Linked DNA regions of Homo sapiens: region 2 is linked to region 1. Evidence: read pairs that join two places in POLR2A ChIA-PET (ENCODE). Cell type or tissue: OCI-LY7. All regions are shown on one strand.

What was found. Peaks named below come from ENCODE experiments on the same cell type or tissue, not always from the same donor. Only the 100,000 strongest peaks of a DNase experiment are listed, where the experiment ranks them.
Region 2: POLR2A ChIA-PET joins it to region 1 with 6 read pairs; 3 of 35 experiments call an interaction of 5 or more read pairs at or near these places.

What each region holds. Positions count from the first base shown.
Region 1 is chr2:197,461,622-197,464,121 of GRCh38, reverse strand. COQ10B (coenzyme Q10B) reads right to left here. Exons shown (of 5, transcript NM_025147.5): 3 at 1,391-1,583. Among named protein-coding and RNA genes, the nearest start is that of COQ10B, 9.3 kb to the right of the region's middle. In OCI-LY7, no CTCF peak of the experiment used is centred here; no DNase peak of the experiment used is centred here.
Region 2 is chr2:197,147,497-197,149,996 of GRCh38, reverse strand. All of the region lies in intron 2 of ANKRD44 (ankyrin repeat domain 44), which reads left to right. Among named protein-coding and RNA genes, the nearest start is that of ANKRD44-AS1, 49 kb to the left of the region's middle. In OCI-LY7, no CTCF peak of the experiment used is centred here; no DNase peak of the experiment used is centred here; H3K27ac peaks cover 1,823 bases.

The DNA of each region.
Region 1 (2,500 bases):
ATCTCAACAATGTTTATACATATATATGTATATATATATATGTGTGTGTGTGTGTATATATATATATACGTATATATATATGTGTGTGTATGTATGTGTGTGTGTGTGTGTGTGTGTGTGTGTGTATATATATATATATATATATATATATATATATTTTTTTTTTTTTTTTTTTTTTTTTTTTTTTGAGACAGAGTTTCATTCTTGTTGCCCAGGCTGGAGTGCACTGGCGCGATCTCAGCTCACTGCAACCTCTGCCTCCTGGGTTCAAGTGAGTCTCCTGCCTCAGCCTCTTGAGTAGCTGAAATTACAGGTACTTGCCACCATATTGGCTAATTTTTTCGTATTTTTAGTAGAGACGGTGTTTCACCATGTTGGCCAGGCTAATCTCAAGCTCCTGACCTCGGGTGACCCACCCACCTTAGTCTCCCAAAGTGCTGGGATTACAGGCGTGAGCCACTTTGCCCCCCAATATTTTTATATTTTTTCTTTTCATTTTTATTTAATTTTTTTTGAGACACTGTCTCACTCTGTTGCCCAGGCTGAAGTGTAGTGGCTTAATCACAGCTCTCTCTAGCCTCAACTTCTTGGGTTCCCATCTCAGCTGCCTGACATGACATATTTATATCTTTTTTTTTTTTTTTTAATTTTGAGACAGAGTCTCACTGTGTTGCCCAGGCTGCAGTGCAGCGGCACTATCTCGGCACACTGCAACCTCTGCCTCCGGGTTCACGTGATTCTCCTGCCTCAGCCACCTGAGTAGCTGGGATTACAGGCAAGCACCACTACGCCCGGCTAATTTTTGTATTTTTAGTAGAGACGGGGTTTCACCATGTTGGTCAGGCTGGTCTTGAACTCCTGACCTCGTAATCCGCTCGCCTTGGCCTCCCAAAGTGCTGGGATTAAAGGCGTGAGCCACAGCGCTATGCCTATATCTTTTCTACCTTTCTTTATCCTCTCACCACTTTAATTTTTTTCCTTCCTTCTTCCCCACCATTCCTTCTTTAACTTAAAAAACTATATATTTAGTAAACAAATTTACTCTTCCCCCAATAATAAAAGTATTTAATTCATATTTTAAAACAGTTGAAAAATTAAATTAAAACATTTCCCACTTGGGTGGCGCAAGTGATCTGTCCTGTGGGTCAGTAGTCCTCAATAGAAGGGAAAAAAAAGGGAAAAGTTTCCCATTCCCATATTATATTCAAATTTCTATTTGGAAAGAATAATGCTAACATTGTATAAAGTAACACAGTTAGGAGATATAATAAATTTTTTACCCTCCTCCTGTTAGGTTAAATAAGTTTTTTTAGGCTATTACATTTTAACTCATTTGACAAAGTTAATATATGGAAGAATATTTAAAAACAACAAAAAACAAAACTGTTACCTTTACTAAATGAGGTTTCACCAAGGTTACTACTGATGTATATCGCTCCAACACAGGTGGAAATCCAATTTCTAATCTTGTTTTACAATATCCAGATCTCTTTGATATAACATCTGATTTTTTGCACCAAGGAACAAAATGCTTGTAATCCTCCACTCCCGATACTACATCATACATTTCCTGCATTGAATATCTTTAAAAAATAAAAATAAAAAAGAGGTGTTAACTCCATCTAGTTATATAATATATGCATACTTTAAAGTGAATATGTATAAAACTTACTGTGTATGATAAATAAATCATTCAGCACATATATTAAACCACATTCTGGAATCAATGACCTCAAAGCAACACAGAAAATAAAAGGTCTCTAAATAAACACATACATGATATGGCAGAGATCACAATTTGGCATCTCACAGGTTGAATCTGACATAAAGAGGTAATTTTTTTTTTTTTTTTTGAGATGGAGTCTCATTCTGTTACCCAGGCTAGAGTGCAGTGGTACGATCTCGGCTCACTGCAACCTCCACCTCCCGGGTTCAAGCGATTCTCCTGCCTCAGTCTCCCGAGTAGCTGGGACTCCAGGCACGTGCCACCACAGTCAGCTAATTTTTTGTACTTTTAATAGAGATGGGGTTTCACTGTGTTAGCCAGAACGGTCTCGATCTCCTGACCTGGTGATCCGCCCACCTCGGCCTCCCAAAGTGCTGGGATTACAGGCATGAGCCACCGCGCCCGGCCTAAAGAGGTAGTTTTTAAATTTTTAGTAGCCAGCATTTAAAAATTGAGAGTATGGCCAGGAGTGGTGGCCTGTAATCCCAGCACTTTGGGAAGCTGAGGTGGGTAGATCACCTGAGGTCAGGAGTTTGAGACCAGCCTGGCCGACATGGTAAAACCCGGTCTCTACTAAAAATACAAAAATTAGCCAGGTGTGGTGGCACACGCTTGTAATCCCAGCTACTCGGGAGGCTGAGACATGAGATTTGCTTGAACCCAAGAGACAGAGGTTGCAGTGAGTGAAGATCATGCCACAGCCTGGGCTATAGAGTGAGACCCTGTACACCTCTCTCTCTCTCTCTCTCTCTCTCTCTCTCTCTCTCTGAGACC
Region 2 (2,500 bases), 310 kb after region 1:
TTTCTTCTTCTAGACACCCTAAGGATGTCATTGGGCTAGAACCCATTTTAACCAGTATTATTACTACTATTCTCTTTTCTCCAGAACCTTCGCCCTCCTTCTATTCCATCTCCTATTCCATTAGTTTAGCTTATGGCAAAGTAGAGTGGCCTTCTACCTAGGCAGAGGACATAGTGCTACCTCCTGGCTGATTTCTCTCTATCCAGCATGGTGATTACTGTGGCTCGGTCATTCACGCTTTGACTCATGATCAGGTGTTCCTTGTTAGAAGAGAAGACGTTAGCAACCCTTGGTCAATAGTGGAAATGCACTATTATGTTGGTTAAGGTCTTAATAGCACTTGTGATTGTTTCTGTGGTTCTGCTGCTTTGGAGAACTAAAGGAGTACTGCCTGAATACAAGTCTTCTCTGCAGTTACCTGTCTGTGCCATGTCACTAAAGGAGAGTATCAATTCGCATAGTTATTCTGGAAACTACCAGAAACCTTTAAGCACATATTAACAGGAACACTGGGATTCATCATCAAGAATTTTTACAGTATTCATGCAACACACCCTTTTTATGTTATAGAAACTTTGGTTTGAACAAGCTGTGCCATAAAAGGGGCCACAGAATCAGCAAAACCAGTCATATCATGACAGGCCAACCAGATTTGCAAGGTAGGGAGGGATGTTGGAGTTTTCTTAGCTTTTTATTTGAGGCCAAGATCTCAAATAGAGTTGCCTTTGCTTCAGGTCAAATGAAGTCATAATTTGGGTTGGAATAGTCCCTGTTTAAATCACTTAGGCAGGGTTTAATTTGTTGAACCAAACCCTGAAACCAATTCAGTTCACAAAAGAACATGTAATTACATAGCTTTTATCCAAAAATCCCAGTAGAAAATTTTAAGTAGATATAGCGAGGATTCAAAGGGAACATGAGGCTAAAATGGAAAATGCATCTAGGGTTATCAATAGAAATAGAAAACATTTGTGAAAATCTGTTCTCAGCTTATATAGTTCATTGCACAAATTAATACACTTGATTCTCAAATAAGCTAACATGATTTCAAATACTGAATCTTTATTTTCAAAGATAGGGTGATATATCTATAACAAGGTTGATTGTAGTCATATATCGTACTGAATTTTCCAATGCATGCCATTATTTTATAGTTGCATGACTGCCCTATTTTCACTTTTCCATAGTAATTGCCTGCAGCCATACATAGACAACATGAGTTTCCAGTGAATCCAAACTCCTTTTTGTCTACTTAATGGTAGTGCATTCTTTATAAAACCTACTTACCAGACTTTCTAAAAAATAGACTGGTTTGAAGATCAATTCTTGTTGTGTCCCCTGCCTGCCATCTGTTTTAGATATTAGTGAGTCATGAAATGTCTAAAAGCAATAATCTGTGAGAGACAGAGGAAGAGCAGAGGGTCTGGACTGTCAGAAAATGGAATAATATCCTTGGGCTAATCAAGGGTTGTTAGATGTATTATATAATCAAATTATGAAAGGAATAATGATTAAAATCAACAGCGAATCCAAGAAACTTGAAACTAACATACATGCTAGTTTTAGGAGAAACCTTAAAGACATAGCAGATGGGCTTTGGTTACCATTGCTATGGAGGAGTCAATAGAAGTTAGTGGAAGAAACCATACGTGTAGACTAGTTAGTTCAGCCAATTTATGCTGAGCACCAAGTATGCTGCTACTATGGGGATAAAGAAGAGTGAGGCCGGTTCTTTACTCCAGGAAGTTTTCAGTCTTTGGAGGAAAGATATCACACAACTCTCTATGCCAATGACAATAATGGGCTTCGTATGGAGCACTGCTGTGCACTTATCTCCTGCTTGCCTAGGGCTTTATTTACTTATATGATCTTTAGTCCTCTTATCAGTCCTCTAAGGTAGATTTTATTATCGCCAATTTACAGATGAGGAAGCAACGCTTTTTTCCCTTGCATGTTACCATGCTGCCTTTCAGCACAATCTGTTCAATGCCTTGCCAAAGATACAGACTGAAGTCTGCTGGGTGAAGGTCAGATCTTGACTGTGCTATATACCTGTGGAATCTTGAGGAAATTTTAAAATTTGAGCTACAGTCTTCTTATCTATAAAACAGAGATAATATCAACCTTAGCTCTCAGCCTTAATGTCAACATTCTCAGAAAGGCCTCACTGACCACTCTTATTCCCATCTCCTGAATCACTTAATCCCATACGGTGTTTTATCTGAAATAATCTCATGTGTATCTAGTATACTATTGTCTAGTATACTATTGTCAGCCTTCCCACTTGAATGTGAGTTTCATGAGGGCAGGGACCAGGCCTGTTGTAGTCATCCCTCTGTCCCCAGAATATGGTTTCTGGCATAGAGTAAGCATTCAGTAAGTATTTCATGAATGGGCAGTGGTCCAAACAACAATTAACAAGCATAGAAAGGAGAAAATGACCACAGTTATGTTTAATGTTTAATGTCCTTGTGAACCATTCCACTATGTTTCCTTAGAA